Regions from separate parts of the Homo sapiens genome. Here regions 1 and 3 are each linked to region 2. A link is a contact called in ENCODE Hi-C or POLR2A ChIA-PET data. All regions are on one chromosome and are shown on one strand. The core of a region is the stretch at or near the end of the contact, and the rest is flanking DNA. Distances in the headings are between cores, read along the strand shown.

The links. Hi-C counts contacts between places; a loop is a spot of excess contacts on that map. ChIA-PET counts read pairs that join two places held with the same protein, here RNA polymerase II (POLR2A). Pooled maps may share reads with other maps.
Region 1: a pooled map shows a loop between it and region 2 (5-fold over the local background). The contact joins the enhancer-like site here to the promoter of ZKSCAN2-DT in region 2. A Hi-C loop is called at or near these places in 1 of 50 pooled maps. POLR2A ChIA-PET finds 5 or more read pairs at or near these places in 2 of 52 experiments (B cell and OCI-LY7).
Region 3: a map of posterior vena cava shows a loop between it and region 2 (11-fold over the local background). The contact joins the enhancer-like site here to the promoter of ZKSCAN2-DT in region 2. A Hi-C loop is called at or near these places in 1 of 168 maps with a recorded cell type or tissue (posterior vena cava) and 2 of 50 pooled maps.

Annotation. Positions count from the first base shown.
Region 1 is chr16:23,861,271-23,865,566 of GRCh38, reverse strand. The region is part of intron 2 of PRKCB (protein kinase C beta); the gene reads right to left. Among named protein-coding and RNA genes, the nearest start is that of PRKCB, 27 kb to the right of the region's middle. Within about 2 kb of position 1,711, at least 7 of the 41 ENCODE cell types and tissues checked have a DNase peak (open chromatin) inside an H3K27ac peak, as active enhancers do; they include B cell and OCI-LY7, where a contact is called at or near this core.
Region 2 is chr16:25,255,295-25,259,448 of GRCh38, reverse strand. It overlaps ZKSCAN2-DT (ZKSCAN2 divergent transcript), which reads right to left and starts at 1,872. Exons shown (of 1, transcript NR_170220.1): 1 at 1-1,872. It overlaps ZKSCAN2 (zinc finger with KRAB and SCAN domains 2), which reads left to right and starts at 1,604. Exons shown (of 7, transcript NM_001012981.5): 1 at 1,604-2,720; 2 at 4,057-4,154. The coding sequence starts at 2,322. RefSeq lists enhancers at 743-822, 943-1,262, 1,678-2,238 and silencers at 1,473-1,672, 1,753-1,992.
Region 3 is chr16:27,187,850-27,191,963 of GRCh38, reverse strand. No RefSeq gene overlaps it. Among named protein-coding and RNA genes, the nearest start is that of LINC02129, 13 kb to the right of the region's middle. Within about 2 kb of position 2,128, at least 3 of the 41 ENCODE cell types and tissues checked have a DNase peak (open chromatin) inside an H3K27ac peak, as active enhancers do.

The sequences.
Region 1 (4,296 bases), core at 462-2,961, 1.4 Mb after region 2:
ACACACACACACACACACACACACACACACACACACACACACACACACATATATATATATATATATATATATATATATATATATATATATATATATATATGCCGGGCATTGTTGTACATGCCTGTAGTTCCAGCTGCCCTGGAGGCTGAGGTGGGAGGATCACCTGAGCCCAGGAGGTCAGGGTTGCAGTGAGGTGTGATTGTGCTACTGTACCTCAGTCTGAGTGACAGAATGAGATCCTGTCCAAAAAACAAACAAACAAACAAAAAACCACACACACACACACACACACACACACACAAACAAAACAGAAAATAAATCTTGATTTCTATTTCTTCCTCGTTCAATCTTGTGAGGTTGTGTGCAAAGGAAATTTACCCATTTCCTCTAGGTTTTCTAACTTGTGTGCATAGAGGTGTTCATAGTCATCCCTGAGGATCTCCTGTGTTTCTGTGGGATCAGTCATAATGTCAGCTTGGTCATTTCTGATTGTGCTTATTTGGATTGTGTCCTTTGCAGCAACATGGATGCAGCTGGAGGCCATTATCCTAAGCAAATTAATGCAGAAACAGAAAACCAAATACCACATGTTCTCACTTCGAAGTGGGAACTAAACATTGGGTACACAGGGGCATAAAGATGGAAACAACCGACACTAGGGACCCCAAGAGGGAGAGGGCATAGGGGAAGGGGGTCAAAAAACTACCTATCAGATGCTAGGTTCACTATGTGAGTGGCGCGACCAATAGAAACCCTAACCTTAGCATCACGCTCCATAACCACGTAACGAAACTGCACATGTACTCCCTTAATCTAAAATAATTTAAAAAAAACAAAAAAAGAAATCTCAGAGGCCCTGGTCGTGAGAAGCACCCAGCCTCCACTCAGGGATGGAGGGATACAGAAGCAAACTCCACCTTCCGTTTCCTGTTTGATCACAGCAACTCCCAATGCAGGTCTCTGCTATAAGAAGTAGATACAGGTTTTTTCTTTTCCATCACTTATCATAATCTAGAACGACCTCTTATTTTGTTTGTTTGTAATCTTGTTTATTATCTGTAGGTTACATGAGGAGCAAGGGCTATCTTGCCTATTGCTGTATCCCCAGTATACAGTAGGAGCTCAATAAATTTTTCTTTTCAAGATGAGTTCTCACTATACTGCCCTGGCTGGTCTCAAGATCCTGGGCTCAAGTGATCCTCCCGTCTCAGCTTCCCAAAAGACTGGGATTGCAGGCGTGAGCCACTGTGCCCGGCAATAAATATCTTTTCTTAATCTCGAAGGTGAGGATACTTCTAGCAATACAGCAATAAGCCTGAAACACAGTACCTGAGGGTGGGAGAGCTCACTGAGCAGAGATGGTGTTTAGGAAAGAAGTAGAAATGCCTCTACTTCGGAAGGGACCATTTCTGTTCCTAAAATAAATAAAATCATATGATTTTCCTAGGACTATTTTTTGTGGCTCTATGGGTTAAGAGTCAGAACCTTCATGTTAGTCGCCCTACAAAGGAACAAGGGAGATCCTTATTACTAAGTTTTGAAGTTTGACCTCAGCTTAGCTAAGATTTTACTCTGTACCCATTACTGACGGGCTGGTACAAAAATAAGAGCAGTAACTTCCTCTTTTATTTAAACAAAGAGAGAGAGAGAGAGAAATAACGTACTGAACTCTGAACTTCCTCTCTTTTAACCACAACTTACTACTGACTTTTACTTTGGTAAAAAGATTACCAAATCAGGCACATTCTTGGTGCTGATGGATAGTTTCTATCCAAAACTCTGCCTGGAACATTGTCTACTAATACCAATTTTAATATAGGAGCCAGTCCAGGAACCCTGATTGGAAGCGGACAAGACTGACTCCAGGCTGCCATAAAACTGCCCAGCTCAGCTTTGGGGCTGCTACAGTTACATTTACAGGATAGACACTTTCCATACGAAAATGAAACTGCATTCAAAATGCAATTCTATTTCGAGGCACAAATCCACAGCTAGATAGGGCAGAGGAGCTGGGACATCGGGTGCAGCAGCCTAAGTTTGGCCCCAAGCTCTGCCACTTAAGAGCTCTGTGACATTGTATTACAGGAAAGGAGTCCTGATCCAGACCCCAAGAAAGGGTTCTTGGATCTTGCACAAGAAAGAATTCAGGGTGAGTCCACAGTGCAAAGCAAAAGCAAGTTTATTAAGAAAGTAAAGTGGTGAAAGAACAGTTACTCCATAGACAGAGTAGGGGGTTCCTAAAAGTAAGAGAAGGAGCACGTCCACCCTAGGTAAAATATTCGTGTGTGTGTGTGTGTGTGTGTGTGTGTGTATGTGTATATATATGTATATATATACACATATATATGTATGTATATATACACATATATACGTATGTATGTATACACATATATACATATATATGCATGTGTATATATATACACATACACATGCATATATATGATTATATGATCATATATGTTATATATTATATAATCATATATATAAATCATATATATATGATTTTAAAAATCATGGAGAGATGTGTTCTGCTACAAGGGTTTGTGATAAAGGATTAATTTTCTTAATTACTCTGTTTTGCAATAATCAATATTATTATCCTTAAAGCAAAATTAGGAATGCCTTTGTTCTCAAGATATCGGGATAGCTGGACACTGCCAAGCCTGGCTCTGTTTAGTAAACATTATCAATCTGTTCCCTTAACTGTAGACATCTAGAGGCTAGGAATACCTTTCTTTCTGGGAATGCAGCCCAGCAAGTCCCGGTCTTATTTTCCTAGCCCTTACTCAAGATGGAGTCACTCTGGCTCAAGTGCCTCTGACAATTGGGGAAATGACTTCACCTCTCTGGGCGTTAGTTTTCCCATGTGTTAGACAGAAAAGAGTCTCGTTTCTGTTATGGGCAAGCAAGCTTCAGCTAGACCCAACCTTTCCATAGGTAACAAGTAAAAACTCTCAACGAAAAAAAAATTTTTTCCTGAAATTACTCGAAAGTGAACAAAAGAAAGCAGATTCTGCAGAGAGGTTGAAACTTGGAAGAAGGGAATGGTCATTTTACAGCTTTTCCCCTGAACGCAAGCTGCTGTCAGCTAAAACTTCAACATGAAGCCTCAAGTCTTTCTGGTGTACAGAACCAGAGGACAGGTTTCAGGTCACTCACGGCTTCTGGAAAGTGAGGAAGGAATTCCATAATAGAGACAGCCAAGAGAGAAGAGCCCCAAATTCTGTGTCTAAACCCCACCCAAATGTCTGGCTGACTCTTGAACCATGCATGCATGGGGCAGTCCCAAAGAAGACTCAAGGATAAAATAAAAAACAGAACTGACATCTGAGCTGGTGTCCCAGAGACAGTCTACTGTCCAACCAAGTCAATGGCCTACTAAAACAAAAACATCAATGCTTTTCAGAGAAATACGAATGAATCCAGAGTCTCCACAGCACAACACTTACAGTGTCCAGGATACAATCCAAAATTACCCGACATACAAAAAACCAGGAAGATAAGACACAATCTCAAGAGAAGCTAATCAACCAGGAAAAAAGGGGGAGGAGCAATGATTCAGAGTAGGTTGAGGCAATAACCTCAAATTGTGTGAGATACAATGCATTCTACTGGAAAGAACAGAAAACCCATCTTAAGACGTTTTAAGCAGTAAGAGAATTATCTAACAAAACAAAATTTCAAGAGATAGAGCTATATCAAGATTAGTGAATTCAGGGGCTCAAGGATATTGTGAAGGAGACAGATCCTCTCCCTCTTTTTACACTGCCATTTACAGCTTGCCAACCTTGTCCCTCATGGTCAAAACATAGCTGCCACAGCTCCAAGCACCACATGCAAATGTGACATGAAATACTTAAACACAAATCCTTTGTCCTATGTCCCCTTCCTTCCTGCTTTGCCCTGTGAGTATGTGATTCTGGGAGCTATCACAGCCTTCCTGGGACCAAGAAGGGAGACACTGATCACATTTTGAGGATGGCAGAGCAAATAACTGAGAGGCGCTTGATGACAGTGTTAAGTCTTTGATTAAACCAACCCTGGAACCACCAGCCTCCTTGTTAGGCTCGCCAGATATTCTGTTTTTAAGAACCAAAGCAGGTCAGGCATGGTGGCTCATGCCTGTAATCCCAGCACTTTAGGAGGCGGAGGTGTGAGGATTGCTTGAGCCCAAATTCAAGACCAGCCTGGGAAACACAGTGAGACCCTGTTTCTATAAAAAATAAAATAATTAGCTAGGAATGGTGGGACATGCCTGTAGTCCCAGCTACCTGGGAGGCTGAAGTGGGAGGTTTG
Region 2 (4,154 bases), core at 623-3,122:
CTCTGGCATAACATTACGTGACAAAAAGAAAGTCAAAATATTTTACCCCAAAACATGTTTCCTTGCCCTATTTTGCAATTTCTTCCATAAAGGACAGCATTTTCCCCCAAAAGCTATCCTTTGTGGGGTAAAATGTGCATCTGTAAAGAACATCTATTAACATAGCTAGATGTTTTTCTTCCAGGCCCTCCCAATCCTAAACGGATTAACTAAAAGTCTAACACCTTTTGAAGATCTGAATAGGAAACATTTGTCATCTATTATCTCTAAGAGCAGCCACCATAAGACTTCAAAAGAACCTTAGTCTCCACTATCTTTTATCTTAACCTGAACACTTCCTTTCTATCAATCCCAGGTCTTCAGACAAACTCAACCAATTGTCAACTAGAAAATATTTAAATTTACCTATAGCCTGGAAGCCCCCACCCCCACCCCTTTGCGTTGTCCCGCCTTCCTGGACCAAACCAATGTATTTAATGTATTTGACTGATGTCTCATGCCAACCTAAAACATAAAACCAAGCTGCACCCCGACCACCTTGGGCACATGTTCTCAGGGCCTCGAGAGGGCTGTATCACAGGCTGTGGTTACTCGTATTTGGCTCACAATAAATCTCTTCAAATATTTTGCACGGTTTTACTTTTCGTCAACACTCCCTATTACCTGTAACTTCTCAGTTTCCAAGAGCTGAGAGCTTGATTTGCGAGCTACCCTCCCACTTCTCCAATTCCATGGCCACTGAATGAAGGCTGCACTGCCTGATACTCACACTTGGTCTCATGCGCTGGCTCTGCAACAACGGACAGACAAGAGTTCCTTTGGGGGAAACCAGCTTCCCAGGTGACACTGTTGCCTCTGCTACATGCGCAAAGCGCAGCCTGGCACATAGTAGGTGCTCAAGAGAGGGAAAGCCGGGTCTATGAATTCAGGGACAGGGGCAGCACCAGAAGAGAGCAAGCTGGGGCCTGGCTGGCTGAACCCTGGCCCCGAGACCCCTGTGACCCCCCTTCTCATCAGGATGCACCACATGAACCTCCCCAACGCGAGGGCCAACAAGTGGCCCCAGATGAGACCGCGCCGGGAAGGGCCTGGGGCCACGCACAGATACTTCCGCCAGAAAAACACCACGCCGCGCCGTGCACCTCCGCCAGAGGAAGAAGGTCCCGCAGGGTCGGGGTAACCGCTCCATCCCCGACCGCAACCCTGGACCAGGTACAAGGAACAGATCCCTCCACCGGAACGCCGTGTCCCTCCGCCAGACACAGGAGTCCCCGCTCCCGTGCTCTCCTTCCCCGGCAGCCAGGCCCCGGTGCCGACTCCTCCGCCTCAGGGAGGCCCCGCCGCCGCCTAGATTCTCCGCCTGAAGCGGGACTCGCGACGGCAGGTTCCCTAGAATCCCTCTGTGTCCCTCCGCCCCGGGGAGGACCCTCCGCGCCCCTCTACAATCTTAAAGTCCCTCAGCGACGAGTCACCGCGCCGCGCGCTCTCGCGAGAGTCCACCGCACGGCCCCCCCCCCCTCCCCCAGCCCCTCGCCCGCCAGGACGCCTCGCGCGGGCCCCGCGGCGCTCGGTGGCAGGCGGCGCATGCGTGACTGCGGTTCCCAGCGCCCCCCGCGCTCTCCGCGGGCCGAGTGGACGAGGCCGAACGCGAGCAGCCTGCCGCTGCCCCCTGCGAGCCCTGGCTTCGCCCCGCAGCTCTTCTCCCTTCCGGGCGGAACAGTTTTTGCGGCCTTTCCTCGGCGGCAGCGGTTTCCTCAGGACGGTCGGGGCCGTCGTGGGCCCGAAAGAGCCCGGCGCCGCTCTCGGAATCCGGCGGCCCCAGCGGCACCCGCGGCGGCCTGGACGTGCTGCGGTGACCCGAGCCCGGAACCTGGCGCCGGGCGGGGCCTGCACATCCGGCCCCACCCACTCGGGGACTCGCCTCTCCGCGCCCGACCCGGGAGTAGCGGACACACCCCCTCCCGGCCCGGCTGTCCGCCTCCGCCCAGCCTTTCCTCAGCCTGCTTCATTTTTCTCCCAGTCGTCCAGCCTCCCGGTTTCCGACTTTGCACTAAGAGGGATGCACTCTGGAAAACCACATTGCGCGGTCACATCTTGTTTGGAGAAGAGGCCAGGCTTTTGCATCTTAGAGTATACGTTCACCTTTTCAAGGGCCTGGCATAGATTTGATTAATCAGCCTGGAATACCCTGTTCCTGCCGACCTGGCCGTTTTTACCTCCGTACCTTATCACACTCCCAGGAACATTAAGCAGGGAGCGCTTGGAGTCTTCTTTGGGTCCCCACCTTGAGCTAGACGTGAAGTTGACCCCTGGGCTGCAGCATGGCTGTCGCCCTCGACTCTCAGATCGACGCGCCCCTGGAGGTTGAGGGATGCCTAATAATGAAGGTGGAAAAGGACCCTGAGTGGGCATCAGAGCCCATTCTGGAAGGATCGGATAGCTCTGAGACCTTCCGCAAATGCTTCAGGCAATTCTGTTATGAGGATGTGACTGGACCCCATGAAGCTTTCAGTAAACTCTGGGAACTTTGCTGCCGGTGGCTGAAGCCAGAAATGCGTTCCAAGGAGCAAATACTTGAGCTGCTGGTGATTGAGCAGTTTCTCACCATTTTACCCGAGAAGATTCAGGCTTGGGCACAGAAGCAGTGTCCGCAAAGTGGAGAGGAAGCGGTGGCCCTGGTAGTGCATTTGGAGAAAGAGACTGGAAGACTAAGACAGCAGGTGAGAGAGGATTTTCCAAATTTTTGTACTTAGAAAAAAGGGAATGGGAAAGGCATGTGGGCAGGGATGTATTGCAGAAAGACGTGCTCTTCAGAGAAAGATAAATGGTACTAATAAAAGACCCTATAAGGGGGTCTTTTCACTTTAAGTGAATCCACTTAAAAGGGGATCAGAATTTCACATGAAATAGAAAAATAAAAGCTTTGATTGAAATATTATCTTACAATGGAAACCAGACATTATTCACCTAAGCATTTATCGTCATCTTTGGCATAATGTTTGCAACAAAACAATATAAGAGAACAATATGGTTTTGCGTCACAGAGGTTCACTTACGCATTTTGATCAAAAAAGGCTATTCTGTTCCCCCTTTAAAAAAAAAAAAAAAAGACTTCATCCGTTATCCCAGAGCCGTCTCCAAGCGTTTTACTGTTGCACTCAGTGTCTTCTGAAGTGCTCTCATGCCTTCATTTCTGTCACTCTCCTCCAGTCTAACTGCCACATCTTCATTTCTCAGTGGCTTGCATGCTCTTCTAGTTGTTCTTCAACCTCACTTTCATGAACCTCGTGAAATCCTGCAGCATTTGCAAGATTTGCGGTTTCACCTTGCATCAGACTTGCATTGTGTAGAGATCTATCAGCAGGTTGCTGTATTGGTCAGGGATAGACAGATAGATGTGGATATTAATTTTGTAAGTTTTCATTTCACTACTGTATATATTCATGTCCTGGTAACTTCTTTGCGAACGTAACAGATATAGAGTCAAATAATATCTATTCTAGCAACAAGGAGGCTCTTTCACTCCTGACAGATTTCCTTCTCTGTTTAGTATTAAATATTATTCTGGCCAGGCGCGGTGGCTCACATCTGTAATCCCAGCACTTTGGGAGGCCGAGGCATGTTGATCACCTGAGGTCAGGAATTCGAGACCAGCCTGACCAACATAATGAAACCCCATCTCTACTAAAAAAATATAAAATTAGCCGGTTGTGTTGGTGCATGCCTGTAATCCCAGCTACTTGGGAGGCTGAGAGAGGAGAATCGCTTGAACCTGGGAGGTGGAGGTTGCAGTGAGCCAAGATCGTGCCATTGCACTCCAGCCTGGGCAACAAAAGTGAAACTCTGTCTCAGAAAAAAGAACACTGTTCTGTTACCTTACACCCAGACTGCTGGACAGTACTCTCAGCCCAGCGCTCTCAGAGACTCCACTGGGAATGGAGTGGAATTTTCATTCCTTCTCATGTCTCTGTCCTTCTTTGATGTCTTTCCTGGGAGAATTTCGCCCTGATATGGGCCTGTTTTACTCCCTCTTATGGTATTGACTTCATTTCTCAGGTCAGCAGTCCCGTGCACCGGGAGAAGCACTCCCCACTTGGAGCAGCGTGGGAGGTGGCAGACTTCCAGCCAGAGCAGGTGGAGACCCAACCCAGGGC
Region 3 (4,114 bases), core at 879-3,378, 1.9 Mb before region 2:
GGGAAAACACATACAAAAACATAAACCCTAGTACATGTCATCATCACTGAATTGTGTTAGACATCATTGGGTTTTAAATTACAGAAATCCAACTCAAGTTATTCTAAGCAAGAAAGTAGACATTTATTGGCTCATATGACAGAAAATCTCAGGACTGGTCTGGTTTCAAGCACGGCAGAATCTAGGTGCTGAGGATGTTGTCACATCTTGGCCACTCTTGCGTCATCTCCTGGCCTCTCCTTTCTTCTGAGCCGACCTTATTCCCAGGTAGGGTCTTTTCTTATGGTGGCCCCTGACAGCCCCATGTTTGCTTAGCAACCCCAGAGGAAACAGAGTGCCTCTTTCCCGAGAGTTCTAGCAAAAGTCCCCGAGAAGACTGCCAATGCTTGGCATGTCACATGCAGATGCCTGAGCCAATCACTGTGCATGATGGTTGTGATGCTGTGACTGGCCAAGGCCAAGTACGTGTCCATCCTTAACTGAGAGTGGAAGTTGAGCAGTACTGCTCCCCAAAATTGAGGTGGTGTTACTAGGGGCAGGAGAACAGATGTGAGTCAGGCAAAACCCACACATGTCCCGAACACCAGCCTTGATGGCAGGAAGGGCCATGGAGTTCATCTTGTCTGATACACTCATTTTATAGATGGGAAATATGTGTTCTGTTTAGAGCACACCTTTCAAATCCCATCTCTGACACTTGGGAGGCCCGGAGCAATCTCTTTACTTCTCTGTGCCTCAGTTTCCTCATCTCTGAAATATTTATAATAATGACATCATAGGGTTAATTGGAAGGATTAATTCACATAAATGTTGTAACATATTTAGAACAGGGTAGGCCGGGCATAGTGGGTTGTGCCTATAGCTCCAGCTCTTTGGGAGGCCAAGGCAGGAGGATCGCCTGAGCTCAGGAATTTGAGACCAGCCTGGACAACATCTCTACAAAAATTTTAAAAATTGGCCAGGCACAGTGGTTTGCACCTGTAGTTCCAGCCACTCAGGAGGCTGAGGTGGGAGTGATCGCTTGAGCCCAGGAGTGTGAGACTGCAGTGAGCTATGATGATGCCACCGCACTCCGGCTTGGGTGACAAAGTGACAACCTGTCTGGAAAAAAAAAAAGAACAGTGTAACATAGGAGGTGCTCAATAAGTGCTTATTCTCACTCCTCTCTCCTCATATTATTGTAAGATTTCTAGCCAGAAGCCTCTGTGGCTGGTAGCACCTTTGCCTGAGCTTTGCTCGGGTCTGCTGGGTGGGCTTGTTCTGCTGACTCAGCCTGGCAGGCTGCACTTGGCTTATGCTACTGGACTAGACCCCACACCTGCCAAGGGTGAGCCAGGCATGGAGCAGCCAGGGGTGTGTGAGTGAGCGAGCATGGGGTCCGGCCACTGTGCACAGCTAGGCACACCGGCTGCCGTGGCAGGGTGGGCAGCTCCAGGCGCTGGCACAGATGCTGGCTCTGTGCAAGCCTACAGCTGTGTCTGATGCACTGCAAGTGGCTTCCACTGTGGGCACCCACATCTAGACAAGGGGAACGCAGTGGTGCCCGGGAGGTTGGAGACGCCGTAGAGCCCCAAAGAGGGTGTCGCAGCTCTGGCTGAGGGAGCCCCTAGGTCTGGGCTCCCCGAAGGGCTGCAGCTCTTCTCTCCTTCTCGTCTCCCGCAATATGGCAAGCACGGGGGCATGTTTCAACCCTGTTTGTGTTACAGCTCTTTCAGTCCTGCCATTTGCTGGGTCCTGAGTTCTTGTCCTGCGTCCAGGAAGAATGAGGTACGAGGACAACTGGAGGGTGAGCAAGGTGAAGAGGTGCTTTATTGAGCGACAGTACAGCTCTCAGGAGACCAGAAGTGGGTAGCGCCTATCCACAGGCAGGTTGTCCTGACATCTCTGCGAGTCCGGGGTTTTTAACGGGCTTCAGAAGGGAGGAAGTGTGTTCCTCCCATGGATGGGCCCAGAAAAAGCCCATAAGTTCTCACTCTGGGCTGCAGACTCCACCTGGAACTGACAGCCCAGCCCCCAGGTTTCAGGCCAGCCTGTCCCTGGCTTGAAGGTGGGGCTTCACTGGAGACCCACCCCTTTCTGCCCGGGAGCCTGTCTGCCTCCTGCTGCCACCTGTTTAATACATGTCATCCACGGTGCCCAGGCTGTTTATGCAAAGGGGCTCCTGCAGGCCTGTGCCAAGCTGCCCTCAGCTCCCCCTTGGCCTCCCTCCCATGTTTGTCAGTGACCAAAGTCTGGAGGGGCTGAGATGGCAGGAGGCTGGTATGTCAGCACTGCTCTGCGTGTGCAACACCTGGCCGGGTTGAGACAGTCCCCAGGCTTGGCCACAGCTTTGCTCTGAAATCGAAGTGAGTGCTGGGAGCAGGGAGAGGCCAGACAGTTGGAGCAGGAACTTCTGAGCCTGTCGTGGCGGGGGCTTCCCCGACCCCTGAGAACTTAGGGATGCCCTGGTCTGGAGCCATGGCTGGGCAGCTGCAGCTGTACCGGAAGAGCACGGGGCTCCCACTCCACCAACTCACAACAGGGCAGGCAGGAGCCCTGCCTGTTCCTGGCTCCCACCAGCTCCGTGGAGTGCACAGCCCTGGCTGCTTCTCCCCCACTGCAGCCAGCGTCTTCACAGCGGCTGCTCCAAACGGGCGCCACTGGCATCAGTATCCCCAGGATCCCCTAGAGCCATCCACTCATTTCTCCGTCTCTGAAGTGCTGTATTGATCCCTGTAATCCAGTATTGTCATTGTTTGCCGTCACTGTCATGGCACTCGATTTCTTCTACTTGAATGTGAGTTCTTCAAGGGCAGGGACCATATCCTGTGAATCTTGTGTCGCCAGTGCCCAGCACGTAGCAGAAGTCAGTACAGAAGACACATCAACCACTGAAGTCGGTTTGCAGACCAGTTGTCCCATGTATCTAATGCTGAGTAACAACCATAAAATTTGGTGGCTTAAAACACCATTTATTTTGAGCAATAATCTATAATGTGAACAGGGATTGGTGGAGACAGCTTGTCTGTGTTCCACTTGGTATCAACTGGGGAGCTAGAAGTCCAGGGGCTGAAGTTATCTGAAAGGCCCCCATCACATGCATGTCTGGCACCTGGGCTGGGAAGACTCAAATATCTGGGGGCTGGAACAGCTGGGGGTCCTTGTGCATTTGTTTCCCTCCCCTTCCCTCCCCTCCCCCGTCCCTTCTCCTTCCCTTCCCTTCCTTCCCTCCCCTTCCCTCCCCTCCCCTCCCCTCCCGCTTCCCTTCCCCTTCCCTTCCCTTCCCTTCCCTTCCCTTCCCTTCCCCTCCCTTCCCCTCCACTCCCCTCCACTCCCCTCCCCTTCCCTTCCCTTCCCTTCCCCTCCCTTCCCCTCCACTCCCCTCCACTCCCCTCCCCTCCCCTTCCCTCCCCTTTCCTTTCTTTTCTTTTTGAAAACAGGGTCTCACTCTGTTGCCCAGGCTGGAGTGCACTGGCGTGAACAAGGCTCACTACAGCCTTGACCTCCTGGGCTCAAGCCATCCTCTCACCTTAGCCTCCTGAGTAACTGGGACCACAGGGCCACGCCACCACACCCAGCTAATTTTTTTTCTATTTTGTAGAAACGGTGTCTCTCTATGTTGCCCAGGCTGGTCTCAAACTCCTGGACTCAAGCGATCCTCCTGCCTCAGTCTCCCAAGTAGCTGGGATTACAGGCATGAGCCACCATGCCCAGCTAATTAATTTTTTTTTTTTTTGTAAAGAAAAGGTCTTGCTGTGTTGCCCAGGCTGGTCTCGAACTCCTGGGCTCAGGCGATCCTCCCACCCCAGCCTCCCAAAGTGTTGGGATTACAGGTGTGAGCCATCACACCCAGCGGGGCATCTCTGTTTCCACTGTGTTCTCTCTGTGTGGTCTGTTCAACAGGATGGCTTCAGACTGTATGACTTTTTTAAATTAAAAAATTAATTTCAGAATACATTTAGATTGACAGAAAAATCAGAAAGCTAGTACAGAAATTTCCCATATATCCTGCATCCAGTTTTCCCTATGATTACTATCTTAGATGGTATAGTGCATCTCCCACCATTAATGAACCAATATTGATACTTTTTTAAAATAACTAAAGCTCATACTTTATTCAAATTTCCTGAGTTGT